Regions from separate parts of the Homo sapiens genome. Here region 2 is linked to region 1. The links are chromatin loops, found by intact Hi-C in ENCODE. Cell type or tissue: heart right ventricle. All regions are shown on one strand. Links, peaks and the distances in the headings refer to the core of each region. The heading gives the core; the rest is flanking DNA.

Region 1 (16,412 bases), core at 5,452-13,451:
GGCTCCTGAGAGAGCACATGGCCGTAATCCTCCAGCCTCACACCTGCTACCCCTCGCTTCACAACTTCTTCTACCCTGAGAAACCCCACACTTGTCATTCCCTCCCCACCTTCATTTCCCTTCCTGGAATGTCCTCTCTGCCTTCTCTACCTGAATTCCCTGTGTTCCTTCAAGAGGCTCAGGCGACAGACCCTGTAGGTGAATTCAGTGCATTCTCTGCACACCCAGCCCGCACTGCCTGCCCACATGCCTGCGTGGGAATGGTTAAGACCAGATTTCTCCAGCAGCCTTCAGCCTTTGCTTCCCAGGCCTAGTGGCCCCCAGCACAGAGCAGGCGCTCAGGGAAGGTGAATTAATGAGTGCAGCTGAGGTAAGGGCAGCGGCCAGGGCCTGCCTGCAGATATTCATGCCATTTGGGCTGCTCTCCTGTTTTGAAATGAGGAAATTGTGGGCCGGGCGTGGTGGCTCACGCCTGTAATCTCAGCACTTTGGGAGGCCAAGGCGGGCAGATCACCTGAGGTCGGGAGTTCGAGAACAGCCTGACCAACATGGAGAAACCCCGTCTCCACTAAAAATACAAAATTAGCTGGCGTGGTGGCGCATGCCTGTAATCCCAGCTACTTGGGAGGCTGAGGCAGGAGAATTGCTTGAACCCAGGAGGCAGAGGTTGCAGTGAGCCGAGATCGTGCCATTGCACTCCAGCCTGGGTGACAAGAGTGAAACTCCGTCTCAAAAAAAAAAAAAAAAAAAAGAGGAAATTGTGGTTCCCCCAGAAGAAGAGAGACTTGTCAAAGGTCATTCTGTAAATGACAGAGTTGGCATTTATTAAGTCTCAGGTTTGAGATTGTTGCCTCCAGGGTTTTTCCGGCTTTGTGTTGACAATGCCAGATTTTCAAGGCGGGGTGGAGGAGCGTGGGAATTAGGGGAAGCTGCTATGTGACCCGCATCTTTCCTCTGTCTTCCACCCAAGTGTCCTTGTGCCCCCAGCTACTTTCTCCAATTTGCCTGATTTCATCCTGGGTGTTTTGTGTTTGGCTTTCACTACTGACTTCTCCTGTGGGCCCCCTGACAGTGACCGTGACTCTTAAACAGCCTTGTGGTTTCACAGTGCCATCCCTGCCAGGCGCTAGTTTCTTCAGAGCCTTGGTCCCCCAGCTTGGGAGCCTGGGGATGGGTGTGCCCCATGGGAGGGGCAGGCAAGGACAGAGAGCAGCGAGACTGTAGTGGGGTGTTTCTGCCTGTGTGTCCCTGGGTGTCTGCATCTGCGTGGCAGCAGCCCAGCATGAGGCTGAGGGTGAGGGAGGCATGCCCGGGCATGTCTGCTGGGGCAGGCTGGCCAGGTTCCTGAGAAGACCAAGGAGATCCTTGGGAGAGGTGACTGGATCTGAGGCATGGAGAGAACGCCCGAGTCGGGAGGGAGGCGAGCCGGAGCAGGGATGGGTATTGATGAGGAGGCTGTAATGGGGGTGGCTGGTAGTAGTGGTGGGTAGCATTTATTGACTACTTACCAGATGCCTGGCACTGGGCTTAGGTCTTTTACATATATTGGATCGTTTAGTCCTTAGAACAACACCATGAAGTGAGATTTATCTCCGCTTTTCAGATTTTACATTTTGCAGTTTACAGATAAGGAAACTGAGGCTCACGTCACCAGTCATCATTGGAGTCCCTGCCTGTCTGAGCCTCTGACTACTGTCCTCTCTGGAGAACTTGAGAGCCCTTGTGGGGACATCTGGAACTGCTGGGTGGGGTTCTAGGGGTGGGGGAGCTGCAGCGGTGTGGTTCAGAGCCAGGCAAATATGGATTTCTATTGTTTTTGTGTCTCAGACTGGCAGGGTCTAAGAAGCCTTGGGTAACTTTTATAGATCTTTAAAAAACTGAATTGTTTTCACCCTGGATTCCAAGATAATAAACTTTCTTTAGCCTTTGTTCATAAGGAGGTGCAGCTTTCTCTAAAAGACTCCTTCAGAATGCTGCCTGTGATGGCTCCTCTGGGCCATACTACTACGAACCGGCATAAAAACTACAGCTCAAACCCTCCTGGGTCAAATTACAGAAGAAAACAATTCCTGGAGTGTCATAGTTGGCCACAAGCTGAACATGAGTAAGCAGCAGAGATGCTGATTTATAAGAAAAAGCTGATTTGTGACAGTGTGATCTGCAAAAGAGGGAACTGTCCTCCGCCTGCAATTTGTGTAAGGCCGAGTGACTTCCTCTGAGTTGTTCCCAAGGCTTTATTTCTAGACCGCTTGTTAGGAACGCAGAACCCCTTGCCTTGCAGAATTACTGTGGGAATGGAGGCACAGTTCTGAAGCTAGCTTGGAAATGCCCACCTATAGCTCAGAACCTCATATTTATGAGAAAACAATAGGAGAAAGCAATTCAGCTGTGATGTGCAGCTGATTTTCACCATTCCTTTGCTATGACCAGGAAATGCCCCATTGGACACTTTGTGAAGGGAGCGATGATGTCATGGCCAGAGGCACAGCTTCTTTTAATATTCAGGTTGTTAGTATTTGGCGAAGCCTGCCTCTTTCCACCCCCAACCCCTACTGGATTTTTCTGGAAGGCTTTTAGCTCTTCCCTCAATTGTGCGCACGTGTGCACACACACACAGAGACACACACACGGACATACCCCCCACAGACAGACACAAACATATCATATACATAGAGACACACACACAGACACACTACACACATAGACACACCACACACACAAAGACACACCACAGACACACAGACACTCCACACACAGACACACCACAGACACACAGACACACCACACACATACCACACAGATAGACACACCACACAGACACACCACAGACACACAGACACACCACACACACAGACACACCACAGACACACAGACACACCACACACACAGACATACGCCACACACACAGACACACATCACACACAGACACACCACAGACACATAGACACACCACACACAGAGACATACGCCACACACACAGACACACATCACACACAGACACACCACAGACACATAGACACACCACACACACACAGAGACACGGAGCACGCACACAGACAGCGGGGCCTGCCTTGAGCAGCTCCTCACCTCTGTGGATGCGTGACCACTTCCCTCACCCCAGTGTCTCTGACTCCCAGGGTGAGATGCTCCTTCACACACTGTCCTAAAGTCTGACAACAACAATATGCCAATGGTTAGTCCTGCCTCCAAAATACACCTCCCTTCAGATTGTATTTCCATCCTTCTAGGGCCTTCCGTCTTCTTCGCCAACCCCGAGTCATTGCTTCTCATCCACACAAGGTGATCACCTATGGGACTCTTTGTTTTTGAGATGAAGTCTTGTTCTGTCACCCAGGCTGGAGTGCAGTGGCGTGATCTCAACTCACTGCAACCTCTGCCTCCCGGGTTCAAGCAATTCTCTGCCTCAGCCTCCTGAGTAGCTGGGATTACAGGCACACAGCACCACGCCTGGCTAATTTTTGCATTTTTGCATTTTTAGTAGAGTCAGGGTTTCACCATGTTGGCCAGGCTGGTCGTGAACCCCTTGACCGCCTCGGCCTCCCACAGTGCTGGGATTACAGGCGTGAGCCACCACACCCCACCCGCCTATGGGACTCTTGATTCCCCACTGGCACCCCTGCGCCGACCCCAGGTTCCATTCCCCTCTTGGTAGCTGGAGTGAGCGCTGAACTGTCTGTCAGGCCATGCTGCTTCCCAGCCTTGAGAGTGAAACCCCCGGCTTTGAGCCTGTCCCTGTCCCTCTGCTCCTCCTGCTTCTCGCCTCCTTTCTCTTTTCTCTGCCACCACATTGCCCTGGGCTGCCTGAAGACATCCAGCTCCTTCCTGGCTCTGGGCTCCTTCTGTGGCTGTCCTGAGACTGTAGGATGCACCTGTCAGGTGTAGTTTAAATCTTGGCCTCCACCTCAGAGACATCTTTCTTGATGTCCCTTCCTAAAGTGGCCTCCCTCTACTCTCTTGGCTGATCCCATTTGTTCCTTCAGAGAACAAAAAAACAATCCACAGTGCTCTGTTTTTTCATGTGTGTCCTTTTACATTGTGTCTCCTCCACCAGAATGTAATTTTGGAAGCCTGTTAATAGTTATAGTTGCAGAGTCCAGAACAGTGCTTGACTGTGAGGCTGTTCATAAATGTTTGTTGAATGAAGCACATTGAAGAGATTGATGACAAAATGCTCCCATGGTCGGGAAGCGTTATGGCGTGAAGGGATTTTGGGAGGTGGATGCTATAGAACCTGCCAAGTCGTGCTGGTTGGTGACTGACTCAAAGTGGAGGACAAGCAGAGTTGTGTGAGGGCCTTAGTGGTTAGAGGGCCCTGCTGGGTTTGGTGAGGATGAGCTTTAGAAGCCCAATCCCTGGAGTCAGTGTCCAGGATGGACATGCCATTGGGGATGATGCTTCCAGGAGGATCACAGGGGAGGTATAGCCATTGGTGGAGACCTTGCTGCATCTACGCTTATTTTATTTTTCATTTATTGTTATTTTTTTGAGACAGGGTCTCACTTTGTTGCCCAGGCTGGAGTACAGTGGTATGATCATAGCTCACTGCAGCCTCAAACTCCTGTGCTCAAGCGATCCTCCTTCCTCAGCCTCCTCAGTAGCTGGGACTACAGGTACATGCACAACCATGCCCAGCTAACTTTTAATTTTTTTGTAGAGATGGGGTCTCACTATGTTGCCAGGGCTGCATCTATGCTTGTAATAAATTGGGCTATGTGGTTTAAACACAAACAAACCCCACTTTCCCACCCATCTTAAGTGGGTTGAGAGTAATGTGGCTGGGGTGAAAATAATCACAGTTTAATTGGTTTTAAATATGCTAATGCCTGTGTTGAAAACACGGTGATGTGAGCAGATGCCGGCACACCTTTGGAGGTGTGACCTTTGTGCCACATGGTGGGATGACTAATGAGTGAAAGAGAATCCCCTAAAATAAGTTAGGGGTATGTTTATGAAGAGTCAAGTAGAGTCCTGGGAGAAACAGATTCAGGACACGTGAAGGACTTGGTGGTAAAGGGAGAGGAACGTATGAATATAAGAGGCAAAAAGAGCAAGTTCTTTAGATGTTTGTCTAGGGCCGTGAGAAAGAAGTCAAGTATTATCTCTGAGATATTAAAACAATGGATTTTCACTCTCAGTAATCAAGTGCTCCTATTCACTGAATCAACGGGTTTAGTGGCTTTAGGGAAGCCCCAGACATCCTAGAACAGAGAAGCCTTCCTCAGTTTTGTGTTTCAAACCAGATTTTAAAAAGTCCATAGCAAGCTAATAGTCAATAATTTTGAGAGCCTGGTTAATAAGAGGGATATATTTTTTCTACTTTCCAAGAAGATCCCTTCTGTAAATCCAGAGCAGAGCTGGGGGGATCTGAGCATGGCTTGATGTGTGAAGCCACAGTGGAGAGAACAGAGGATTCCACACAAAGGAAGTGCCTGCCCCACAGGAAGGAAGAAAAACCCAGCTGGTGCTGGGAGAGGCTTGGAGGGAGATTGACACAATGAGGGAGCAGGGTACCATGCTGTGTGCCCCACCCACCACCCATGAACTAAGGGTAGGGGCAAGGTGGTAGAAACAGCCTACATAGGTAGATAGGAGGTAGAAAGTAGAGGGGCCTGCCGCCTACTTCCCATTTGGATATCTGGGAAGAGAGTCCCTTGCAGGTGTCTGCAGGGCAGCCCCGGCATGGTGGAAATGCTGGCAAATTGTGTCCTGTCAGAGGAAGGGCTGAGACAGTGGCCCTTGCTTCTCCACGACCTGCATGAAGGTGTATCCGCGACTTCCCAGGTGCCTCCTGCGGGGCATAAGGAGGCTGGGAATTAAGAGCCAGCATGCTGCAGAGGTGGGCCTAGGAGGCCCCATGGCTGAGCCTCAGAGTGGACAACCAGAGCAGGGCCAGAGGGAGGATGTGGCTGGGCCCTAGAGGGTCAGCAGTGCCAGGGAGCACTGAGGAGAGGCCCGGGCAGCAGGGGGCTGGTCAGACCATACAAGAGCATGTTCAGGCCATTGCCTAACCCGAGAGAACAGGTTATAAACATCTCAAACCCAGCCGCACAGGGGCAGGAAAGGGTGTGGCTTAGGGACAGCATATGGGAAAGGCATTTAAGGGTTTTCATTCATAATAAGGTCAAAATGAGTCCCCAGTGTATTAAGATCTGTAAATAAATGAACAAGTTACAGTCTCCTCAGTGGAACCTGCTCCCATTCTTCTCAGGGCTGGTCAGCTCCCTTCCGGAGAATTACAGTCATGCTGGGTCTCCCTTCGAGACTGAACAGACAAACCAGACCCCCATACAGAGGAGAGTGGGGAGAAACCTCCACATAAGAGCAGCTTGCAAGGACTTGAGAACACACAGTCTGGTGAAAGAGAATTTAGGGGTGACACTGCTTAGGTTCTGTATGTTCCCAAGAGGAGACCCAATGCATGGATGTTATAGGGAGAGAGTTCAGCTCCAAAACCACTAGAACCATCTAATAATTCTAAACCGGCATGGGCTGAACCAGGACACTTCCTGGATATGGAGCATCCAAGCAGAAGCCAGAACACTGCTATGCAGGAGAGGCAGATGTCTGCCGGGTCATGGACCTGGACAACCTTCAACATTTCTTCCAACCTTAAGATTTTGTGAATCGCTGAATGAAATTCTAATTTTAAAGTTTCTGACTCAGAGGCAGAGGAGGCTCCTATTTTGAGTCAGAGTACCCAAATGCAAAGATCCCAGCTCCTTGGAGACAGACGGACCTGGCTTCTGAGACTGGCTTTGTCACTCACTAGTTGTGTGCCCTGGAGAACTTCCTTTCCCTTTCTGAATTGCAGTGTTCTCAGCTGGAAGATGGAGATATTTACCTGGCAGGGTGTTGTTGGCATTAAGTGAATCAATGTAGTAAACATGGCCAATTGTGTGTGTGCACACGTGTGTGTGTGTATGTGTGTGTGTGTGTTAGTGGGGGTAGGAGGAGTATAGGATGTTTGCCATGCTAGAAAATCGTATTATTGCCTACTGGTTAATTTTCTTTTTCCTAAGACCAGCTTACAGAGCAATGGAACACTGAGTTTAATGAAAAGATGAAACAGATGCTGATGTGGTGTGGACAGATACTGGTTTGAATCCTCTTAGCAGAGAAGGGAAAGTTCTGATATGGGGAAGATGGGGGAGGCACCTGTGACTATGCTGGAGGAAAGGGCAAGAGGAAGTCACCCCCTGAGGGCCACAGGTGGATACCCTCTGGTGCTGTACCTGGGCTTCTGGCCATGGGATGAGTTGAGCTGTGTGGTGCTCACTGTCTTTCCGGAAAGGAATGGGCCTGGACCGATCTGCCTCCCCCCATGACTATCTGCAGGTGACACCAGATCTGCAGTGACCTTCAGCTATGAAGTGGGCACAGGTTTCCTTTTAGCCCTCCCCACCTCGGCTTTCTGCACTTGTTCCTGCCAGCCCCCACTCCCTCTTACTTCATTCCTAATTCCTTCCTCCATCACATTTTTTCCCTTAGAAGCTCATGTACATAAGGAGGTATGAAGGACTGGTAAAGCTACAAGCCCGACCTCTACCAGGGATGCTTGCATTTCAACTCTCAGCCACTGCCATTCTCCACTGGGGGCCTCTCTCCCACAGTGTGAGAGTGTGGGTGGGCGTGGTGCAGCTGGCACCATGCTGATGTCTGTCTCTTTGCAAAGCTGACCTACCCTGGGTCAGGTCCTGGCTGCCTTGAGTACTGGGAGAGGGTGGTGAAAAACAGGCCCAAAGCTCTGTGGGGAGCAGCCCCTTCTCCCCTGGCCTTTGGCTAGGAGGAAGTGAGTGGGTCCTGCCTTGGGGCCTCCACTTCCGGGGCCTCGAGGGCTGAGGCTGACTCGATGATTCCTGGAAGGTGATGATGTCATGGTGACATAGCAGTTCCCCTCCCCAGCCAAAGTCAATAGGAGAGTGGGTGATGAGTGTCTCTCATTGGCACAGAGGCCCGAGGCTCTCAGGAATGACCAAGTCCACTGGCTTGTCCAGGCCACTTAACACCACATTCATCAATAGCTCCCTTCCTCAAATTCCTACAGCTCTGATCATCTGTCCCTTCGGCGATCCCATATTCTGGACTTCCAGGGCAGGCTTGATTGATTTTAAACGTTCTGCCCCTTTGTTTTTCCACGTCAACAAATTCACAAATCATAGAAATTCATCCCAGGTTGGCCTGTGCATCCTGGGGCTTTGGGGACACGGAGCCACCAGGCTTTCTCAGAAACAGAGCATGATCATGTGTACCCTTGCATCCCAGCTTCACATCTGCATGTCTTTTCAACAATATTAATAGCTTCTTTAGAATCAGCATCTGTGTCTGTTTCTTTTGTTTTCTCCAGGACTCCTCGAAGGGGCTGAGTGTGTGGGAAAATCTAAAAATGCTTATGGGGAGGGGGAGGTTAAGCTCCCCTTCTTGTCCTTGTCAAGGGCTCTCTCCCACTACTTCACTGGGGGTGAAAGGCGCATCCGCAACAAGGGCCCCGTGAGTTCATAAGGAGATGTCTTCTGCTTCTCTCACCCGTGCTTATTAAAAGGTAACCTAGTCCCGGTGTGGGTTTGGGAAAAACGCTGCTGGACTTGCGCGGGTCGGGGTTGCTTTTGGATAGCCACTCCCTGCACTCTTGTTTACCAAAGACCTGACTCTCTGACAGACTGCGTCAGACCCGCATGGAGTAAAATGGATCCTTTGTCAGCTGGAGTCTGAATTGAAACGCCTTCTCTGCGGCCCTCCCCAGACCGACCCCAGCGTTTTACAAGGGAGCCCTGGCGTTGCCTTACGCTGCCCGATGCTGCCCCCTGCAGGCGGCTCGCAGACACAGCCCGCTCCGCTGGGTGTGGAGGCTCAGCCTGTCCCACACAAATGGGTTTTCATCACCTAGAGTTGTCAGAGCAGCTAATAGCGCATGAACAGGAAGAAAATTAGGCTTCTCTAAGTGAATTGGGTGTTGAAAGACACTGAGATAAATGGTGGAGGCAGTGAGAATGACTGATGGTGTTTCAAGTCTGAAGTAATAAGTTGGGGAGGTGAGGGTTGGGGGTGGGAGGAGAAGGAACTAGTGTTTACAGTGACCATGTGATTTAAATCTGGGCTCACAACAGCCTCAGAGGCAAATGCTCTGAACTCCTGTTTAATGGATGGTGAAGTCGAGTCTTAGAGAAAAATTAAATAACTGCCCAAGATTATACAGCAATAAATGGCAGACCCAGGACTTGAACTCAGTGACCCCAGGCCTCTGTGACATCTGCTGTCCCGCCACCCCACCATAAGAGATCATCGTCCTGCCTGGAGGAAGATCCCTTTGTTTATGGGATGAACTGGGTTTTTTGGAATGAAGGGGAAACTTCAACAGGGAATTCTCTTCACTAAGACAGTTTGTAGCTGTAGCCTCTGTCATGTGATATGAGGGGTGTTTGGCAGATCTCCCTGCCTGAAAACATCTCCCCAACTTGCTCATCACATTGCCTGGAATTTTGCTAAAAGAGAGTCCTTCCTTTGATTAAGATTGGCTAAGTGGTACTCCTGTTAAATGAAAATGCAATTCCTGTGGGGGAGTCACAGGTTAAACCTTTAAATCTTAATTCAACCTCAGTGGAGATTAGCTCATCAGGTTGCTTCATCCCTGTGATAGAGAATGAAGGGTGTGGGGAAATTGGAGGACAGGGGGTGTGCCAAAATCTAATTTTATTACTAAATGTCTCAGAGACTCCTCAAACTGTACCAAATGAAACTCTTTATCTTCTCTCCCACACTCTCCCTTCTTGGACATTAAACAGGCTCAGAAATCCCTGCAGTGTCCCTCTCTCCTCCATCTGATGGTCACTGGGTCCTCCCCAGCCTGCCTCTGAAGTGGTGCCTGAATCTCCACCGTGCACCCTCACTCTGTGGTGTGCTCAGGCCCTCGTCAGTGTGTTTCTGCCCCTGAGACTTTACCCTTTAATCAAACCTCAGTGCAGCAGCAAATGAGAGCTTTTGAAAACATGAATCGGAGGATGCTGCATTTCCTCCTAAAATCTTCCTCAGTGCCTTAAAGAAAAGTGCCAATTCCTCAGTATTTTATACTTAGGAGAGTGTTCCCATCCTTCTCTCTTGCCTCTCCTCTGTACCTCTCATTACCACCCTCCTTCACCCCATTCCCCAGCCTGGTCATCTCATTCATAGCTCCATGCTTTTGTGCTTTGTTTTTGTCAGGAAAGCCCTTCTCCTTCAGTGGTCAGCTAACTACTCCTCCATGAAGCCATCCCTGATTCCTACTCCAGCCCCCAAGGAAGAGGTAAGTTTTTATGTCACCCCTCACTAAGCCCACACACATGAATGAATGGATGAGTAAACGAAGCTCAGCTGATGAGTGGACTATCCAGTTCAAAAGATGAGGTTGTTTCTGAAATGAATATAAACCAAACTGTGGCTACGTTTTTGAAGGTTGCTGCTATGATGCACTGAATGTGTCTGTGTGTGCATTGGTGGGATACAAAGACTCTGTTAGGGTAAATAATTTGATGGGCCTTGAACTTACACAAGCAGACTAGTTTCAGAACATTGCCATGGAGACGAATGAGGACTCAAGCAGCAGGGTACCACTTAGGCAATGACAGATTTTACAGAAAATGGGCTTAGATACACCTTTCTTGTCAAAAAATCTCCTAGCTAATGGGGAGAGTGCTTCAAGGCAGAATAAAAGCTTGCACCCTCAATGAACAAAAAGCTCCTGAAGTTAGAAAACCAGGAAGTAGCAGGTCAGGAAGAAGATAAATTCTTAGCGATAGACTGAAAGACAAATGGCCAAAGAGGATGTTGGGGCCATGCCATGATGTTAGATGGAGTTCAGCATATTATATTAGAAAATAAACAAAGGATGAAGATGTTTCAAATGTATCTTTATATGTTCTGTTGCGTGAAGTGAGGAAGCTGTTCCCTTGGTCCTTGGCAAACTGTTAAATCATTTATGTATTTATTTATTTATTTGAGATAGAGTCTCACTCTGTTGCCCAGGCTGGAGTGCAGTGGCGCAATTTTGGCTCACTGCAACCTCTGCCTTCTGGGTTCAAGCGATTCTCCTGTCTCAGCCTCCTGAGTGGCTGGGATTACAGGCACCCGCCACGATGCCAGGGCCATTTTTGTATTTTTAGTAGAGACGGGGATTTCACCATGTTGGCCAAGCTGGTCTTGAACTCCTGACCTCAAGTGATCTGCCTGCTTTGGCCTCCCAAAGTGCTGGGATTAGAGGCATGAGCCACCACACCTGGCCATGTTAAATCATTTATTACAGAACTAGGACTATATAATCTCCTACATAGCCACCATAGAACCTTTCAAGTCAGGGCTTGCACTTGGACACATCTGCCATCCAATCCACAGACCCCATTCAAAATTTTCAAGCTGTCCCAACAATGTCTCTTTTTCCTTTCTAGTCCAAGATCATATCCAGGAATACAAGTTGCATGGTTCTTGTGCCTCTTTAGTTTTCTCCAATTTGAAACAGTTTCTTAGTCTTTCCCTGTCTTTCATGTCATCGACTGTTTTAAAGAGTACAAACCTTTCATTCTGCAGGACGTCCCTGGGTCTGTCTAATGTCCTGGTGTCCAGACTTGGGTCATGCTCCCTTGATAAGAACACCACAGAAATGATGCTATTCTCATTTCAGCAAATTGCATGGGGTGGAAGGAGGAGACATAGGATGTCAATCCATTCCACAACTGGAACTGTTTATTTTGATCACCAGTCACGTACCAACGTTTGTCTGCCAGGTTTCTCTCCTATAAAGACCCCATTTACCCCCTTTAAATTGATGGCATTTTGTGGGGAGGTAATCCTGTTCTTTATCAAACTTGCATCTCCCAATCTTAGCCTCCATTGATGTCTCCTGCCAGAATCAACCACAACTATGACAGTTTCCAAATTATGGTTTTCTATTTCCATCATTCCTTTTCATTTTATTAGTTGGTGGGCTACTGTAATACAAAGCTTTCCCATTTTCTATGTTCGTTTGCATATTTATTTCAGTAGGGAATCTTGTTTTATTCAATGGATTGTATTCCATTGCCGTCCTTGTTTATTTTGATGTTCACATTGCTCCAGATATGGCCAGTGGAGTCCCTTCAGCTTGGCTCCTGCCTCCTTCTGACACATCTCCACCATTCTCAGCACTGTCTTACTTTCTGGCACTACAAAATGACCAAGGCTCATCATGGTACTTTTCCTTCTCCAGCCTGGAATTAGCTCTTTCTCCAAGGAGCCCTGCCTTCTTGTAGTGGAGGATGGTGTTTAGGAACCAAAATCTGAGCCCTTAGTGTGCTTCTTGTTACTGAGGTGTCATTGCTTCTAGGCCTGTTGAGTGGACAGATCTAGGAAATATATGTGTGCATATGTACACTCACAGGTGTATACACACATCTACAACTATTTCCATATCTACCTGTGTTTATATATCAGAAAACAGTAAGTCGATGATACTCACACCTCCAGTTCCAATCCACCTCAGTGTTCTTTATAGTTTCCTTCTTTTCTATATTTGTAATTCTCTTCTCCAACAGTAAGAAACCGGACTGTCATTATCCTCAAGATATGTACTTATTTGCTCAATAAGTTTACTTATTTTTGTAACGTAATCAATCTCCCAATGACAGCAGCTGTGTCTTTCACCTCTACTCCCTGTCCCCACCTCTAGTGCCCTGTATCCTTAGGTGCCAGCAGGCATATCATCAGTGAACTCCACACAGCAGCCCCCTCTCTGTCAGTACCCCATAGGGGCCCTATGTGACTCTTCCAGGCCAGGAAGGGAGGGGAAGGAAAAAGAGAAGAAAGGAAGATGAAGCCTGTGTGGATTGTTTTAACTGAATGCCAAAAGGAAGAAGGAGATGCCATTTTGCCTATGCCAGCAAGTGCTTTGTCAAGTATTGATCAATAAGAAAGTACAGATATCAATAAGAAAGTATATACTCATGCATGTACGAATCAGTGATGAATATGACTTTAATACATAATCTAGTTATTTATGTTTAAAAGTAGTACATTGTTGATACTCCTTTCTTCACAAATACCCTAAAACCTTGTAGATGGGGTGGAGTGGGAAATATAAATTATCAGAAATGTGATCAGGAGTCAAAGAAATGCCCAAAGGGCAATTCAGAGTTGCATTCAGGCCTCAGAACAGGACACTTCTCAAAATTTGGGAGACAAAGTTAAAAATAGCTTATCCTGGTGGGCACGGTGGCTCATGCCTGTAATCCCAGCACTTTGGGAAGCTGAGGTGGGCAGATCACTTAGAGCTCAGGAGTTCAAGACCAGCCTGGCCAACACGGCAAAACCCCATCTCTACAAAAATACAAAAAAATTAGCCGGGCATTAGTGGTTCATGCCTGTAGTCCCAGATACTCAGGAGGCTAAGACTGGAGAACCTCTTGAGCTCAGGAAGCAGAGGTTGCAGTGAGCCGAGATTGCACTACTGCACTCCAGCCTGGGCAAGAAAGTGAGACCCTTTCTCAAAAACAACAACAGCAACAAAAACAAAAACAAACTTGTTTATCCTCTGAGGTTGAAGCCAACAAAAAGCAGCCCCAAATAAATGAGATTAACTACCTGTGGGTGGAACTGTCTTGGAAGATGACTTATAATTGACTCCAGGCATCTTTCACATCTCCATGAAGGAGAATGAAGAGCCTTCCAAAATCTTCCTCTGCAGTAGTTCATTCATTCAACACTATTCACCTTGATGTCTGCCGTGTTTTCCCTTGTAACAATGCTATTTATCTCTTTGGAATTGTATGTCAGTTGGCTGAGCACTGGAGGATATAACAGGGAAGAAAACACATTCCTCATAGTCAGAAAGTTCATGGTCTGGAGTGGGAGACAGTGACCAGGGCACTTCAGCATGTGAGCTATGTGCATTGAGAGGCGTGAGCATCTAGCTCTGACTGGGTGGAGGTATGTGGAAAGGTGTGCCAGGGAGGTGACCGCTAAGTGGACACCTGAAGGACTCATGGGAATCAGCCAAGAGAAGGGAGTGGAGGGAATGTTACGGGATGAGTGGCCACATGTCCCAAGGTCTGGAAAAGTGAGAGAGCACGGAGCGCCTGGCCAGTGGCAAGTGGGAATGTCAAGTTTGAGGGGGAATGGGGTGGGGGTGAGATGGAGAGCTAAGCAGGCCTGGATCATCAGAGGTCTTGGAAGCCGTATTTAGGCATTTGGACTTCGTCCTAGGGAGAGCGAGACATCCCTCAAGTGTGATCCGTAGACGTGTGATATGATCATGATCCCATTTTAGAAAAGCTCCCTGACTGTGTACAACAAGTTAGCCATACTCCTGGTTAAGGGCACAGTCTCCACAAGACTGCCCTCACTTCAGACATCAGCCCCAAGTTTGGAGGTCCTCAGGGTCACCTTCTCTTCTGACAAGTTGCCTAGAAATTCAGGGGTTCCCACACTACCTTCAGGTTTGATGATTCACTAGAACAACTCATGGAAATCCGGGAAGAGCTATACTTATGATTACAGTTTTATTATAATAAAAAGATACAAATTGGAACCTGTCAAAGAAAGGGACACATACAGCAGAATCTGAGAGGGTTTCAAACATGAAGCTTCTGTGTCCTCAGGATACAGTGCCCTGCCAGCATTGTATGTGACAACATTTATGCAGGAAGTCCACTCAAGCTTTGTCATACAGTTTTTACTGGACTATAATGAAGTCCAGAGCCTTCATTAGCTAGTTGTGATTGATCGAATTTTTGCTCTTGTGGGTGGACTCGATCTCCAGGCCTCCTCCCCTTCCCAGAGGTCAGGCTGATATCATGAGGCCCAAAGCCCCAACCCCCTAACCACATGGTTGGTCCTTCTGGCATGGTCAACCCATACACTGAGTCCTCTCATACTAAATAAGGGACCCACCACGAATAACACAGATACTCCTATCACTTGGGAAATTGCAAGGATTTAGAGGTTACCTCCCAGGAGCTGGGACGAATGCCAGATCTCTCCTTAGGTGAGGCCAGATTCCTTACTCACACCGTGGTGTGGCAATTAGACTGGATGAAAGCAAGTTTAGAAGCAGGGAAATCAATTGCTAGTTGCTGCAGCAATCCAAGGAAGAGAACATGGTGGTCTGGACCAAAGAACAGCAGAAGGAATGGAAAGAAGTGGAAGGTTTTCAAATGCTTGAATCCTAGAATGTCAGGACTTGGTGGCTGACTACTGGATAAGGGGTTTGAAGGATGGGGAGGAGTCAAGGATGATGAATAGGTATCTGGCCTGGGCAAATGGTTGGTTTGGGGCTGCTGTTTGCCAACACCTTTGGCTTTTCAGTTTCCTGAACAATCAGCCTCGCAGAGTGCTTGGCACATAGTGAGCATTCCATAAATATCTATTGAATAAAGAATGAACGAATGAATGGACTCATCTTTAAGCAAAAGAGACAGTGACTGGACCTAGACTGCTGCAAGAGAGCAGACCAGGCTCAGAAATGTTTATTGTCCACTTCTGAGACGGGGTCACAGAGGAGCTCACCTATCTTCAGCAACTGGACATTTTCACCTTCCATGTAGGAGGCTTCCCAGGCCTGCTTAAGTAGGTGTGTATGTGTATGTGTATGTGTATGTGTATGTGTATGTGTATGTGTATGTTTATGTGTACATGTATGTGTGTAATGAGCGGTGGCTCTATGCAAGTTGTGAATTTTATTGATCATTTGAAAGCCTGACTCATAATATTATTTTGGGGAGGCTTGAAAAGGGGCTTATGTGTACTTAGAATGGAATTGGGATGAGTGTTGAGGAGGAACTTACTTTCTCCTCTTTTCACATTTCCGTATGAGGGAGTTTGATTAGGGTGACATTCCTAGCTTCTCTCTGTCTCTTACTCTATTTTCTTTAGTAGTTGAACTGCTTAGTGAGCCTGTAAAGGAAATTGAGGTTATGTGGCTCAGCCACTTCCGGGCCCTCTCTTAGGATCTGCCTGCCTGTAGAGAGTATGATCATTGCTTTCAGCCAGGTGCTTAGTGAGGCAGGCCTCACGGTGGGAGGCCTCGGGGATGCAGCTGTGCTAGTGCGTGGAAGGGCGAGTCTGCCTGATCCTGGGATGCAGTGTTAGAAAGCACACGGTTACTGTGTCCCTAAGTCACATTTCCTGAATCGGTTTTGTTATTCATATGTTCATGAAAGAGGGATGGTATCTATTTCAATCTCTCCCCAACACTGGGCTCCCAGCTGAAGGAAAGATGTCTGCAATGGGCTTTTCATGGCTGAAATGACCCTGCCCTGGTTCCCTGGGGAGTGGTTTTATGGCTCCCTCCCAGCTTCAGTTCCCATTTGTCTTAGTCCATTTTCTGTTGCTATAACTGAATATCTCAGACTAGGTAATTTATAAAGAAAAGAAATTTATGGAATTATTGTAGT
Region 2 (16,412 bases), core at 350-8,349, 620 kb before region 1:
TGCCTCAGGAATTCAGGAAACAGGAAAGATCTGTGAGGCCTGGAGTTGAGAGAGAGGCCAGTGCTTCCTGGAGATGGGAGCTAGCCCAGAGGGATGGTGAGATTTGAACAGAAAAAAGTGAGAGAGATGGGCATTTGGCAGGTGAGTGAAGGCATGTGAGAAAGCCATTAGGGCGCACTTGCAGGACAGTGGTTTAGGGTAAAATGAATTGATTGGGAAGCTGGGAGGGAAAAGGAAAAATGAGCAGTGAAATGATAAAGCCATAGTAGAATAAACCTCCAGTTTTCCGAGGATAAAGAAATAGTTTTAGTCTGGTCTTTCATTTGTACCCTGCCTTCCCCCTGGAAGTTGTTTATTTGTTGATTGAGACCGGGTCTTACCCTGTCACCCAGGCTGGAGTGCAGTGCCACTATCATAGCTCACTGGAGCCTCGAACCCCTGTGCTCAAGCAATCCTCCTGTCTCAGCCTCCCAAATAACTGGGACTACAAGCATGCACCACCACTCCTGGCCCCCTGGAAGTAATTTTAGGTAGCTATGAAAGTTATTGTCGAAGTGTTGGAGTGGAATTTTGGCTTAGTTAAAATAATTGAGAACGGGAAGGATGGATGACTTTGACATTAATTTAATTTGATGACTACAATCCATCTATTAAAATGGCATTCCGCTGACTTGTTTTTCTTTTTCCTTTATCCCTTTGCTCTTCATAATATTCTCAGGACTTTATTGCTCAGTATTGGCTATAATGAAATTGTATTATCATTCTACATATCAAAGTATTTCATAGTTATCCAATGCATCCATTACAACTGAATAGTTAAAATAAATGTGTTCTAGTACTTCCTACTAAAACCTGTACAGCCTCTCTGGAGCCCAACCTTGGCCTTCCTGACAGATCTGCCCTGGCAGGTGAATACCCAGGAGAACCTGCTCTAGGGAGCCCCTTTCATGCATCTGATAACTCTGTCTCATTAACACTGACGGTGTTGGTTAGTTGGTCCATAGGAGTTAACATGCAGAATTCACTGTCAATTTTAGTCAGGACAGGACAGGTTATGTGGCAGCAACAACAGCAACAACAAAAAACCCAAAACTTCAATTGCTTAGCCCCACAAATCTTTTATTTTATTTTATTTATTTTATTTTATTTTTTTTTTTTTTTGAGAAAGAGTTTTGCTGTGTCTCCCAGGCTGGAGTATAATGGTGCAATCTCAGCTTGCTGCAACCTCCGCCTCCCGGATTCAAGCGATTATCCTGCCTCAGCCTCCCGAGTAGCTGGGATTACAGGCACCTGCCACCACATCTGGCTAATTTTTTGTATTTTTAGTAGAGACAGGGTTTCACCATGTTGGCCAGGCTGGTCTTGAACTCCTGACCTCAGGTGATCTGCCCACCTTGCCCTCCCAATCCCAGCAAATTACAGGCATAATTTGCCTGTAATTTGGGATTACAGGTGTGAGCCACCGCACCCAGCAAATCTTTTATTTTTGCTTGCACTCTGTTGCTCTGCTCGTCAGCATCACTGGGGGAAGCATGCTGACAAGACCCATCTTGACATCTGCTCACACAATCTCGAAGGCAGCAGTAAAGGAGAATGTAGCATATTGTGGCTCTTAAAGCTTTCACTCAGGTAGGACTTAGGTCACTTCTGCACACATTTCATCAGTCAAAGTGAGTCACATGGTCAAACCTAACTTCAAAGGGGACAGTGACGTGCAGTCTTACTACATTCCTGGAAAGAGAGGAAAGCCAGAGTATTTGTGAATGTCATTAGGGACGTTCTTTTTCTTTTCTCTTCCTTCTTCCCTCCTTTTTGTATAAACATATATTATTTAATGGAAAACTCCCTGCCGGGATAGGATCACTTGCTGAATAATAAGAGGTGAGATACCTCATGCACATTATTACTTTGAAAGGTAATTCCATGCGGTGTTTTCAAGGACTACAGCACAATTTCTGCAAATGTAGCCCAATTCAGAGACCATCTATAGTTTATGGAAAATATTAACTTTAGTGACTATAATTACACGGAGCCACATGTCAGTAGTGCCCTGTTTTCCACAGAAACATGAGATATTTTGCAATTTATCAACAAGTGTGCTGACCAGATTCCAGTCGAAGGCTTTCTTCCAATCCATGGTGCTTGTCCAGGCATGATCACTTAACTTTAATGCATGGGAGAAGAAGCTATGTACTTCCTACTGTGCCCCTTGATCTTCAGCTACTGGTTGAGGACTGGGCAATGTGTTACACTGTCACCTTCTGGCAGGGTTACGTGAGGGTTTTCTATTTGCATTACGGGAATGACGGGAATGACGAGCATGCCTTAGCAATTTGGAGGAGTTAGTTATCTGATACCGTAAAGGACACTGGCTTTGACATAGAAAGAACTTTGCACAGGCTTGTCGTTCGCCTGGGGATATGTCTACTTATTTTCTGCTTTTAAAATGATTTCCTGTTTTGTTTCACAACTTTGCCACCCATCTATTTTTAATTAATCTACCTTGGAATTCCTTCTAGACATTGTTACATGTTGATAAGGAAGGTCATGACTGAAGACAAGTGAAACCATACTTTGAGCTGTTTCTCTAGGAGAACAGAAGTCATGTCTGTCTGGTTTGCCACTGAATCCCATTGCTTGGCATGGTTCCTGGCACATGGTGCTCAATAAATATTATTGAATAAATACATGAATGAATGACAGATAGAGAAGACATTATTGACTCACCTGCATGGTAGTTCTCTATCTTTCTCTTGACCAATGGCAAAAAATTGCAAGCTATTGGACTGGAATGAGAGATGCAGAGACCTTCACCACAGTAAACTAAGCTAATAAGTCCACAGCTTTGCTTTCCCATTATTTTAGTTGCTAGATTGTTTTCCTCTCCCACCACACTCTAGTCATGCCCAACTTTCCAGCCAAATGGAACTACTGGCCATTCTCAGAATAGGCATGTTTCTTGTTATGGGTTGGATTTTGTCCCCACCCCCCCACAAAAATATATGTTGAAGTCCTGATCCCTGTACCTGAGAATGTGACCTGATGTGGAAATAAGGTCACTGCAAATGTAATTAATTAAGATGAGGTCATACTGGATTATGGTGGGCCCTAAGAAGGTGCCAATGTATAAGGAGATGTCCTTATAAGGAGGTGGCCATGTGAAGAGAGACACACAGAGAGAACACCATGTGACAATGCAAGCAGAGATTGAGGTGGTGCAGCTGCTAGCCAAAGAATGCTAAGGACTGCCAGCGAACCACCAGTAGCCAGAAGAGGCAAGGAAGGATTCTCTCCTCCGCGTTTCGGTTTGAGCATGGCCCTGCCAACATCTTGGTTTTGGACTTCTAGCCACTTGAACTGTAAGACAATAAATGTCTCTTGTTTTAAGCCCCTTAGTCTGTGGTTCTTTGTTACAGCAGCCCTAGAAAACACACACTGCTCAGGCCTGTATGTTTTGTTTCCTCCATCTGATCCATGCCCCATTGTCCATCTGAGGACCTCTTTTGTTGTGATGCAATCAAATTCTCTCTTCTTGGGTAAAAATCTCTAAATCCTCTCTAAATTATGATGAGAAAACTGCCTGCAATGGCAATTATTCAAGAGTAAAGACAGAGCCATAAGTGGTACAACTGTTCCACTTGGTTCAAAGGAAGGTGTGAGAAGGGGTTTAGGGAGGATTGTGCCACAAAGAATGAAGTCATGAGATCAAGATTTTGAGTTATGCATAAAAAGTAGGCCCAGGTTTGAATTCACTTTGAAAAAAAAAGAAAGAGAAAGGTTGGGGAGAGGGAGACAGAGAACAAAGGAGGGAGGAAGGGAAGGAGAGAGTGAGAAGCCTCCTGGGCATGCCTGTTATTCCTCTCATGGCCTTTTAGTCAATCAATTAGATAATAAATTATTCATAACCTTCTCCGCTGGCATTCAGGTACCTGTAGTGAGAAATGATGGATGTTCTGGTGACCCATGTAAATTTGCTTGGATTCAGAACCATTGTCTCAGCCTGTTGCTCAAATTGCTCTCTCTATTCCTAGCATCACGTTGGGCCTGGCTGGAGGAGGGACTGTTAAGTCAATACATACCTCTACCGTAATGCCTACCACCAGGGGTTTTAGTCGTCTTTGTTGCAAAACCAATGAGTAGCAATCAAGTCAATGAGAATGAGTTGAAGGGACAAAACAGATACACGTATTGTCACACTGTCTTGGGCGGATGGGAAGGAAGAGAAGAGGTGACTTTGCTAGGGGAATGAGCTAGGAGCAAGGTATGTGGTGAACCCACAAGCTGGACTGACCCCTCACTCCACAAGGAAGGCTGAACAGGGCAGCCCAGCTGGTTAGTCCTTACAGGCGCCTGTGGTCAGCTGAGCATGGGGCTAGAGAGGAACATGCACCCATCACCAGTGGGCAGGGTAAGCATGGGCTTTTGGTATCAGAAAATCAGGCCTCCAAAATATTTCAGCAGGAGGAGCTTTTGACAGTTAAGAAAGCATTTAAAGGGTCATCATTTAATTTGCTGGGGTTTATATTTATTTTATAATTTATAATGTAAAATGTATAGTTTACATATTTCATCGCTTAGAGGTTTTAAAGGCTTTAGTCCACCCCTAAGTGTTTGAGGTGGAGGAAAGCTGGGACTCTGTCCAAACGGGTGCTGGAGTTCGAGCCAGAGAAATGAGTTCCTAATATGAAGGACAGAAGCTGACATGTGGAATCAGAAGTAGGGAGGAGGATGGGTAGGAAAGCAGAGGTCACTGATGGGAAAGCTGAGAATGACTAATGACTGGCAGAGTGAGCAAGTGGGAGAGGGTCTGGAGAGATTCTAAAGACTTAGGACAGAGGCCTGCAAAGGCTTTCCAGCCACGTGTGAGGGTGGACTGGGTTCATTGAAAGGGGTAGGAAAAAATGAGTGACAGCATTTCACTCCTGCCCTTAGCAGAGCTGCTTACCTTCCAGAAGACATCGCAGGCAGAGCAAGGAGACTCAACAGTACCACATGATGAGGTGAGAGCCTGAGAATAGCAAGGCCCTGCTCCTGCCTGTATTATGAGGGTGGGCCCTGCCCCCAGCCCCAGGCAAAGGAAGCCCATATGTGCAAGGGCACAGCCCTAGAGGGAAGTCAATCATGAGGGTAGTGGCCACAGTGGCTGGTTCATCATCTGAGGGGCTTTGTGAATTATTTCATTGGTAGGTGCTGGAGCAGCCAGTCAAGGAAGGGTCACTGCTGCCCTGGACACAACACAACAGCAGTTGTGAGCCATCTTAGAAATCCTTCCTCATTTGGAGCCAAATCATTGTTGTGCTATTATTAATTTGCCTCCTTGCTTAGACGTGAGGCTGGCCACCTGGGGAAACACTCCTGTCACAGACAGGAGAAGTATGAGTGCATGGAGCAACATCTGACACTTGGCGATGCTGGCCTCGTAAACTGGACAGGTACAGACTAATTAGAACGTGCTAGAGCTACTCCAGGTGAGTCACTTAACTTACTCAGTAAGGGATAAACTGCTGTTAGGCAAAGGACCTGAGAAAGGCTTCTTACCAACTTTCAGCTCTGGGTTGATTCGTTCAACAACTAATGGTATTTCCTGATTTCTTCTTCCTGTTTCAGTTACGAATGTAATTGTAACCTGGATGTTACCAAGTCCAGTTTGCTTCTGAGGCCTCCTGCCTTTGCTATTCATTGTGGAAACACCGTTGCCCTTTAATGCATCCATCATCTCTGGCTCTGGAATCCTGCTTCCTGCTCAATCCTTGCTGCTTGCTCTTTCCTCCCTCTCGAGGTAGCCAAAGCAGACACAGCCTGTCTCCTCTCTGTTGCAGAGCACCACTAATACAGAGCAGTTGCATGAAACAGATTTTTCTGAAGATGTCATAACTAATGAGAACAGACAGAGCTATTATAGCCTGGGGTAGGAAATAATTTCAAATACAACATCAGAGATGATTGTTTCTAGAAATGCATTGGCCATTCCCTCCATGAGGAATTTCTTTCTATCTGTGTCCCTCCTTGGCACCCCCAGGCACTCCAATGCCAGAATTGCCTAAAAAGAGATCAAGAAATATCCTTCCGTATGGATGGAACTACCATGTATTACATGCCAGGGACTGACTGCACTAACAGTCTGATTCTCTCACTTAATCCTCTCAGCAGTGTTCTGTGGTATACATTCCTATTTTACAGATGAGGAAACTGAGTCTCAGAGATGGTAACCTGGCCAGGAACCCACTGCTGAGATTTGCATCCAGTTCCTTCTACCCCACACCCATGCTCCTCACTGCAACACTTGCTGTCTCCCTGTGTAGTCCTAGTCTTCGCATACCCTCAGGTCATCAGAATTTAAATCTATTACTTTACCCCTTAACTCAGCAAAGCTTTCTGTAGAGTCAGGTAAAATTTTTCCCTAACATTTTCTTCCATGCAATTGAATCCCTTCTCCAAGAGCTCCCTTGCAAAAACGGCCCTCCCTCTCCCGAGATAAGTTTCATATTCACTCTGATTTCCTTTGCGCTGAAGTGTTTCTCCTCACTTACACTTCTAGATAACTTTCTGCTGTCTCTGCTTCCCCCACTGCCCTTTTCGCTGCTTTGTCAGCTCCTCTAAGGAAAGAGCCTCATTTAATGCCAGGAACTAGGATCCATTTGCCTCCCTCCCCTCTTGAAGCAAGGGAATCAATCCCCATAGATAAGGCAACAGGACGGTGGACTCTGCACTGAATTTCTCAGGTGCCTTTTTCAGTGGTGTGGGAGAGAAGGGGGACCCCTCCCAACCCGAAGCCATATTTTCTTCCTGAGCTTGGCACTCCATTAAGCCAGGACTTTCAGCCCACCTGAATCCTCATAATTCTTAACTATGTCCTTGCCCCTGGTTGGGATAACAGCCACAGATAAAAGGGAGCGGACATTCAAATGGAGTTATAAAGTACACACCGTGGTTCTCCTCCCTGACCTTGCTCTATACACTGTCACAAAACAAATCCACAGTCCCACAGAGACCTTAACCCAGAGGATGGTGAGAAGCAACCCAAACTAATATATAGCCCTGTCTCTAAGTACCAAGAGATGACAATGACAGCAGTTGGTTACATGAAGGCATGAACCAATCAATGGGTTTTTTGAGAACCAATTTGGTAGGAGGCATGCTATCAGAGACGTTAAAAAAAAAAAAAGAAAGAAAGGCTGAAAGATAAGCTGCACTGATGGAATTTACAGCCTGTTTCCAAAGATAGGATAGAAAAGAATAATTATCCGTTCCGGAGATGATATGCCAAGTTATAAATGTGTTAGGTAGACAGCAAGGGCTCCGGGAGTTCAGAGAGGGGAGGCAGCACTGACCTGGGAAAGGACAAGGAGACTTTCACTGAGAAGAGATAAGGCTTGTGCATAGACTTCTTCAGTAGGCCAGAGGGGGAAGGACATACAGAGTCTGGTGTGGAGAATGGCATGAGCAAAGGTGCGGGGACAGGAATGTGAATGGTGTATTCAAGGGACAATGACTCATTCACTTGGCTTTCTTTACAGCTGCCACATAATAGTGGACACATAACTGATTATTATTATTTTCTGTTTTTAAAGACCTCAAGAATAAAGCAAGAGACTCAGACTCTCAATTTAGTGCTCAGTGACCCCAGTGCTCAGTGACCCTGAGGAGGTCAAGGTGAATCCGAGCCCTGTCAAAATTCTCACCCTCATTTGCTGGAAACTCCATTGATTTAATGCTGTGGTTCAGGAGTCTAATCTTTGGAAAACCTAAAAAATAACCTGGTCAAATCTTAATTACTAAGCATAGCATCATTTATGATTTTGACTTTGTCAGAATTGGTCACTAACTTTCCCCGTTTTAAAACACTTCAGAGCTATTTGGAGCCAGGAAATATCTCTACGAGGAGGCTAATCCTGTTAGGAAACACTGTTGTCCTCTTTTTTTTTTTTCTTGAGACGGACTCTCACTTTGTTGTCTAGGCTGGAGTGCAGTGGTGTGATCTTGGCTCACTACAACCTCCACCTCCCAGGTTCAAGCGATTCTCCTGCCTCAGCCTCCCTAGTAGCTGGGATTATAGCTGCGCACCACCACACCCAGCTAATTTTTCTATTTTTAGTAGAGACGAGGTTTCGCCATGTTGGCCAGGCTGGTCTCAAACTCCTGACCTCAGGTGATCTGCCCACTTTGGCCTCCCAAAGTGCTGGGATTACAGGCGCGAGCCACCACGCCTAGTGTTGCCCTCTTTAATGAGTGCTACACAAATGTCTTGGTGATTTCACATCCGCAGTTGTTGTGGGGTGTGTTTTGTTTGTTTGTTTGTTTTATTTTTTGTTTTTTGAGATGGAGTCTCGCTCTGTCGCCCAGGCTGGAGTGCAGTGGCACTATCTCAGCTCACTGCAAGCTCCGCTTCCTGGGTTCATGCCATTCTCCTGCCTCAGCCTCCCGAGTAGCTGGGACTACAGGTGCCCGCAACCACGCCCGGCTAATTGTGTGTGTGTGTGTGTGTGTGTTTAGTAGAGATGGGGTTTCACGTTGTTAGCCACGCATTTCTTGAGGATTAGACTGCTGTTGCAGATGAGCGCCGTCCTCTGTCTCTGAGTTCCAGGGTTTGTGTTCATGGAGGTGTCTTGTATGGTAGTTCCCCAGCACTGAGGCAGTCTCACCTCCATGACAGAAGCAGGAAGATTGTTTTGCTTTTCTGATATTTTCTATGGAAGATGCTTTTGTTTTCCAGTGTTTTCTATTGAGGAATACTAGCTACCTCTAACTCAAAACATACAGGAAGCTCTCTATACTTATCATATTTTAAAAATGTTTTTTAACCAAACTAGCTTTCCTAAATGGTTACTATACATTTCCAGTGTATTTCGAAAGGAAATTAATTCTCACTTCATGACTTCAGCAAAATAAAAAGCAAAACAAACACTAGAGTACTAAAGGAACAACTACTCGAGACATCGTGTTCTCTTAGTCACAGGCACATAGGAGGGAAAATTCAACTAAGCCTCATTTGGATGTATTAAAATAGCCTTTTTCCTAGCTCAGAATCACATTTCAAAGGGTGCCTAGGTGCAAAGCTAAGCCAAGTATAACCTAGCCACAAAGTAGTGCCAAGGGTAATACACTGTTTTCTGTTTTGTTTTAAGCAATGAAACACAGCAGGGAGCTGAGAACATGCACAGAACCAGGAGCAAGCAAACCCGAGCTGCAGGGAGCTGGGTGTCCTTGGCCAACTCACCCAACCTCTCTGAGCATCTTCATTTAGAAAATGAGCGGCTGGGCATAGGGGCTCACGCCTGTAATCCCAGCACTATGGGAGGTCGAGGCAGGCGGATCGTTTGAGACCAGCCTGGGCAACACAGAGAGACCTCATCTCTACAAAAAATTTTAAAAAATAAAAAATTAACTGGACGTGGTGGTGTGTACCTGTAGTCTCAGCTACTCGGGAGGCTGAGGTGGGAGGATCACTTGAGCCCACAAATTTGAAGCTACAGTGAGCTAAGATTTGTGCTCTAGCCTGCCTTAACACATAATGACCAAGTGAGAAAATGTATACAAAAGCACTTTGTAAATGACAGGTTTTTCTACAACACAAAGGAATCATAGAGGTGGCTATTTGGGGGAAAATGAGGTATGTGCAAAGCTTCCTTTTAAAAGGTGACTTTTATGTCTAGCATTTTTGTGTGATTTAAGTTCAGCAATTAGAGGATCATTATTTAATACCCTAAGAAAATACTGTTATATTGTGTCTTCCAAATGAACTATTTCTGTTTTTACTGTCACTTGGAATGTTCTCCATGAAAGAAAAGTATTTAAAGGAAAAATTACCTGGAAGATAATGGGTGAGATTTTTATAAGTGCCTTCTGTATGGGGACAAAGGGCTTTTTCTGCTACACCTCCTGAACAGTTTGATTTATTTGACAATATAATACATTTTTTCAAATAAGATGAGGAAATAGGTGTTCCAGCAAGTGATATGGGGGTGGCAGAGTGGGGAGGTGTTAAGGGGAGGGTGTCAGGGAGGGAGGAGAAAAGAATATTGGGAAGAGCTGACCAGGAGAAGTCTCAGGCAACCATACTGAGTATCTTCAGAATTGTAGTCGGGTACACAAGGACCCTCCCAGGTGAATACAGCATTTTGCCAAGTCTCCATCATCCTGTGAAGGTGTCTGGGCTTCGGCCGGCCCAGAGGACTGAGGGAGACTGGCCCGACCTCTCCCTACTGCTATGCTCTTTTTTGAAGGCTAATCAATAAAATGTCACGGAGCACTTTTCTAAGAAGGCCATGATCTGATATTCAGGCAAAGAGAGAACCCTTCAAGGCAAAGTCGATATGACAATCTCCCAATAACTGGCTTTGCTGCCTAAAGCATGAAGCACCCTAAATCCCAATCGCTCAGTCCCTACTTAGAGCTTATCCTCAAAGAGCTGGATTTCTAACTCATTTTCATTAAGGCAAAATCATTAACAATAGTTGATCTTAATACGTTGGCAACTGTGACCTCAATCTTACTAAATGGAATATTATTTCTTAGCTACTATTCAATATTACTTAACAAATGCCTTTGTCCATTTGCAGGAAACTCAGGTTTCCTGACCGCCAGTCCTGACCACTCCCTACCAGCAAGCCTCCTCTTCACATAGTTGTGGGACCGCATTTGCTGCACTCCTAACAAGCCAAGAGACAAAGCAATCCCGGAAATTCCCTTTTGACTCTGTACTGTAAGGAAATGCCATGTAGCAATAGCAGGAGGGCAGAGTTTAATCAAAGCACCACTTTCTCTACTCATTGCCCACGTTTAGCTGCTGGAATCTCATATCAACCAGAAGCCTAAAGTCTTGATTCTTTCTGTGTGTGTGTGTGTGTGTGTGTTTTTGAGATGGAGTCTCGCTCTGTTGCCCAGGCTGGAGTGCAGTGGCACGATCTTGGCTCACTGCAACCTCCACCTTCCTGGTTCAAGCAATTCCCCTGCCTCAGCCTCCCGAGTAGCTGGGATTACAGGCTTGTGTCACCACACCTGGCTAATTTTTGTGTTTTTAGTAGAGAAAGGGTTTCACCATGTTGGCCAGGCTGGTCACAAACTCCTGACCTGAGGCAATCAACCCTCCTCAGCTTCCCAAAGTGCTGGGATTACAGGCGTGAGCCACCAAGCCCAGCCAATTCCTTTTTTTTTTTTTTTTTTTTTAATAAAAACAAGGTCTCACTTTTTTGTCTAGGCTGGAGTGTAATGGAATGATTACTGCTCATCACAGCCTCGACCTCCTGCGCTCAATGGATCCTCCCACCTCAGCCTCCTGAGTAGCTGGGACTACAGGCCCAAACACCACCATGCCTGGCTAATTTTTGTATTTTTTGTAGAGACAGGGTTTTGCCATGCTGCCCAGGCTGGTCTCGAACTCCTGGGCTCAAGCCAGCTGCCCGCCTCAGCCTCCCTAAATGCTGGGATTACAGGCCCGGCCTTTTTTTTTTTAAAAAAAAAAAAAAAAAAGACAGCGTCTTTATCACTCAGGCTGAAGTGTAGTGGTGCGATCATGGCTCACTGAAGCCTCGACCTCTTGGGCTCAAGCAATCCTCCCACCCCAGCCTCCTGAGTAGTTGGGACTACAGGTGCACCACCATGCCCAGCTAATTTAAAAAAAAAATTTTGTACAGACGAGGTCTTTCTATGTTGCCCAGGCTAAACATTTTTATAGTATTCAGAAAAATCGACATTTAAAAAGTCAATACTCAATACTCAAATACTACTAGAAGAATGTATATTGGTACCACTGCTCTAGTGGGAAATCTGGCAACATGAACCAAAAGTCATAAAAGGTTCATAACTTTCTCTACTGAAATATTATACTGAAGAAATATGCATTATAAGTTTAATAGGTTAAAAACTGGAAACAATCTAAATGTTCAACAACACAGCATTAAGTGATTCCATAGTCATCAGTCAAATGTATGCAGAAATTAAACATCATGTTTTTTCAAAGAACAAATTTCACAGTATTCACACAATATTGTTGAGTGAAAAAAGCTGCTTATAAAACTGTAAGTACGAAGTGGTTTTGTTTAAGATATATACATATATCTCCATATTTAAGGGTTGTCACATATCAAACAATTACAATGGGTATGTCTGTGCTTTCTGAAATATCCAAATTTTATATTGCATTCAAGTATCACTTTCTGATTAGGAATAAACGCAACTAATTTCATTTTTTAAAAGGGAGATATGAAGGTCAAACACTCTATGAAAGAACTTTTGATTTAAACATTTATATAGAGGATGTCTTTGACATTCCAATTTTCCTCAGCTTGACCAAGAATGATAATATCATGTTTCAAATATTAAGAATAAAAATTATTATTATTACTATAGTTACAATTTATTGAGTACTTATTCTGTGCCAGGTAGTGTGTTAAGAAGTATGTATGTATGTGTGTATGTGTGTGTGTATATATGTACATATGTATATATTATTGGATTTAATCCTCACAACAACCCTGAGCTAGAAATTATTATTATTCCCAGTTTACAGATGAAGAAATTGAGACAGTATGTGGCTACCTACTAAGTGGTGGGGCTGGCATTTGAACTCTGGCAGTCTGGCTCCAAAGCCCACACTCTTCACAGCTACCCATACATACTCCTTCCTTTACAGGGAGAACCGGGAAGGCATATCCAATTCATGAACTTACTCAAACCAGGTTTGTTGAGTAAAAAGAGGGGTATTAGTCTTGTTAAATAGGAGACTGTGGAATCTGATAGGAATTACCTGGGATTTTGCTCTCAGGGCTACTGAAGACACCACTCTCTGGCTTCCCAGCCCATGCAACTAGAGACAGAACAGGGGGTCGAATCTAAGAAATTGCCCTGAGTTTGCGTGATTCTGCCAGCCACTTCATGATGCCTCTCCGGGTGTCTGCCCAAGTCCCATTTCCTGACAGAGTTAGGAGGGAAGAGTAGATGTTCTCCACTGTGAATCTGTCTGGTCTCCTGATATCTTCACTACAATTGGCAAGCACCCTTCTCAGCCACAAGGCTCTCCCAAAGCCCTGGTGCATCTACTGCATTTCTAAGTATTCAGGATATATATGCTACCCACTTTCCCAACTCCTAACTCCAGTTTTCCTCCCATCAGATACGCTGCTTAACTGTTACCAACCCAGTTCACATCTCAGCATCTCAGAAATTGATTGCATTGTCTGGTGAAGCATAGGAAATTTGTTCTCGAGGATAAGGGTCACTGTAAGAAAATATTAATGTTTCAAATGAGAAGCTAAAGAATCACACATATTTCCAAAGGAGGAAGTCCTAATGGTTTTCTGAATGCACAAATGACAGCTTGTGAGAAGCATTTAAAGAGCTTTTCTGCTAACTCTAAAGGCCCAAGGTTTGTTTTCTCTGAGGTTTCTTAATGGAGTCTAAACATTTCATTGTGTTCACCGGAGCAGCGAATTGAATATAAAGTGGCAGGCCTTAAAAGGGAAGCCAGTGAGTCGGAGCATCATTTGCGTGAAATATATTATTATTGCCTGTTTTTTTTGATGGCATTTAAATGCTCTTATGAGAAATGAGTATGACCTCTTCTTAGATTGTTTCCTTTTTTCATTATAGTCACCCTGGCGGGGTCATCCCTCCCCACCGCTTTCAAGGCATCATGCCCAAGTCGCCACTTGGGGGCAGTCTAATGCCTCTGTCCCTTCCCATCGCCATTTTCCCGCCTGCCTTCTCTCTTAGGTGTTTGACCTGGTTTCTGGTCTCTCTTATAATAGAATGGTCATTACCAATCTCTGCAGTTTATTTAAAAAGAAGCAAAGGGTGGCATTCTTAACATATGGAAAAATGCTACATTGCACTCATACCGTTTTTCAAGGAGTATTCAGGAGTACTATCTCTTAGAAGGATGTAGGCAGGGCAGCCATGGTGATCACCTGTTTCAGAACAGACACCTTGGCTTGGGAAGGTTAAATCAATGTTTAAACCTCAAATGGCTCTGAAGGGGCAGGCTTTCTGATTCTTTGGTCAGTGCTCTTTCCTCCAATCATGCCGAAATAAAATCCAGCTTTTATTTTGCAGGAAGATCATTGTTTAATGAAGACAGCCAAACAACAAATAGCAGTACAAATAATTCAATAGAAAAAGGAAATCACAGAATCACATTATTTTCCTGTGTGTGCTCATAAAATGGTTTTAACTCAGGGAAGAAAAAAAATCACAATTCCCTTTCAAAGTTTAATAAAAATTCACTTAAACACGGGAATAAACAGCTTGCCCAGATCCTTTCCCCACCCTTCCATGCTCACCAGGCAATTTAATTAATGGGCAAACAGCCCGATGGTAGATTTTTCTGATACAGTGTCATGAACGAGTGAGATCCATCTTTGCACATGTTGGCACATCACTCTGGCTGCATTACAGAAACAGAACAGAGTCGTATGGTTCCTAGAAAGTAATTATTTGGCAGGGTTCTACCCCTGGGTGAATCCGCACAGAAAAAGTACTCAGGTGGCCCTCACTGGTGCCAGGGCCTGGGGTGGATGGCAGAGGGTGTGCATTGAATACGCGTGTAATGGTTTGAGTTCCTGAGGTGGGGAGGGAGAACACAGCAAGGGAATACAAACCCATAAGAACAGGGCTGTAAATCATGCCTACTTCCTCTGTTCCTGTAATTTATTCATTTAGCCATCAAATATGCATGGACTATTATATGCTCAGCACTGAGCAAAGGGTTTTGCATAAGTGAGCACAAGAAATGAACCTTTTTTTTTTTTTTGAGACAGGGTCTTGCTCTGTTGCCCAGGTTGGAGTGCAGTGGTACTGCTCACTGCAGCCTCAACCTCCTGAGCTCAAGTGACCCTCCCACCTCAGCCTCCCAAGTAGCTGGGACTATAAGCATGCACCGACATGCCTGGATAATTTTTGTATATTTTTGTAGAGACAGGGTTTTGCCATGTTGCCCAGGCTGGTCTCGAACTCTTGAGCTCAAGCAGTACTCCTGCCTTGGCCTTCCATAGTGTGGGATTACAGGTGTGAGCCACTGTGCCCAGCCAAGAGATGAACTTTTAAAGGATTGTAAACCAAGGGTATCTGAAATAAGTCTCAATCAATTTAGAAAGTTTATCTTGTCTGGGCATGGTGGCTCATGCCTGTAATCCCAGCACTCTGGGAGGCCGAGGCTGGCAGATCACAAGGTCAGGAGTTCGAGATCAGCCTGGCCAATACGGTGAAACCCTGTCTCTACTAAAAATACAAAAATTAGCCAGGCATGGTGGCGGACTCCTGTAGTTCCAGCTACTTGGGAGGCTGAGGCAGGAAAATTGCTTGAACCCGGGAGGCGGAGGTTGCAGTGAGCCAAGATCGCGCCACTGCACTCCAGCCTAGGCGACAGAGTGCGACTCCGTCTCAAAAAAAAAACAACAAAAAAAGAAAGTTTATCTTGCCAAGGTTAAGGACACACCTGTGACACAGCCTCAGGAGGTCCTAACAACATGTGCCCAAAGTGGTCAGGGGACAGCTTGGTTTTATATATTTTAGGGAGACATGAGACATCAATCAACATATGTAAGATGAACATTGGTTCGGTCAGGAAAGGTGGGACAACTCAAAGCAGGGAGGAGCCTTCCAGGTCATAGGCAGATAAAAGACAAATGGTTGCATTCTTTTTAGTTTCTGATTAGCCTTTCTCTGAATACATGATTTATAGGAATAGTCACTACACTTTAGTCTGGCTTAGTGAAACAATAGCGCAAAGGAGACAATCAGATATGCATTTGTCTCACGTGAGCAGAGGGATGACTTTGAGTCTATCTGTCCTTTGTCCACAAGGAATTTCCTTGTGATCAAATTGTAAGGAAGGTATGTCGCTTTTTTTTAAGTCTTAGTAGCTATCTTTTTAAGGAATAGCATGGGAGGCAGGTTTGCCCTAAGCAGCTCCCAGCTTGGCTTTTCCCTTTGGCTTAGCGATTTGGGGGTCCCAACATTTATTTTCCTTTCACAGGATTAAAAAAAATAAAAAGGTTCAGCACTTTGGGAGGCCAAGGCAGGCAGATCACTTGGGCTCAGGAGTTTGAGACCAGCCTGGGCAACATGGTGAAACTCCATCCCGTCTCTATATACAAAAATGATCTAGGCATGGTTGCACATGCTTGTAGATCCAGCTACCTGGGAGGCTGAGGTAGGAGGATTGCTTGAGCCCAGGAGGCAGAGGTTGTAGTAAGCCAAGATCATGCCACTGCACTCCAATCTTTGAGCGAGACCCTGTCTCAAAAAAAAAAAAAAAAAAGTTCATACTTTTGATCAGCTTTCATTTCAAATGAGGAAGTAGTTTTCAAAGTTATTTTAAAAATATTTGTTGAGCTTCTACTCTGTGCATTGGTGATGTCTGAAAAGCCCCAAGGCTCCAAACTGAAATATTGATATATTACAGTGAAGAGAAGCAG

The links. Peaks named below come from ENCODE experiments on the same cell type or tissue, not always from the same donor. Only the 100,000 strongest peaks of a DNase experiment are listed, where the experiment ranks them.
Region 2: a loop joins it to region 1, with 3.0 times the contacts of the local background. A loop is called at or near these places in 38 of 110 quality-filtered maps.

Annotation. Positions count from the first base shown.
Region 1 is chr1:181,133,841-181,150,252 of GRCh38, forward strand. No RefSeq gene overlaps it. Among named protein-coding and RNA genes, the nearest start is that of LINC01732, 32 kb to the right of the region's middle. RefSeq lists enhancers at 727-1,926, 1,094-1,513, 7,282-7,782, 7,692-7,771, 7,783-8,283 and 2 more, a cis regulatory region at 7,587-8,136 and a silencer at 16,126-16,185. In heart right ventricle, for the core only: a CTCF peak has its summit at 8,823 (motif pointing left); a DNase peak (open chromatin) is centred at 8,811; H3K4me3 peaks cover 705 bases; H3K27ac peaks cover 286 bases.
Region 2 is chr1:180,520,037-180,536,448 of GRCh38, forward strand. No RefSeq gene overlaps it. Among named protein-coding and RNA genes, the nearest start is that of ACBD6, 26 kb to the left of the region's middle. RefSeq lists an enhancer at 1,293-2,492. In heart right ventricle, for the core only: no CTCF peak of the experiment used is centred there; no DNase peak of the experiment used is centred there; H3K27ac peaks cover 2,984 bases.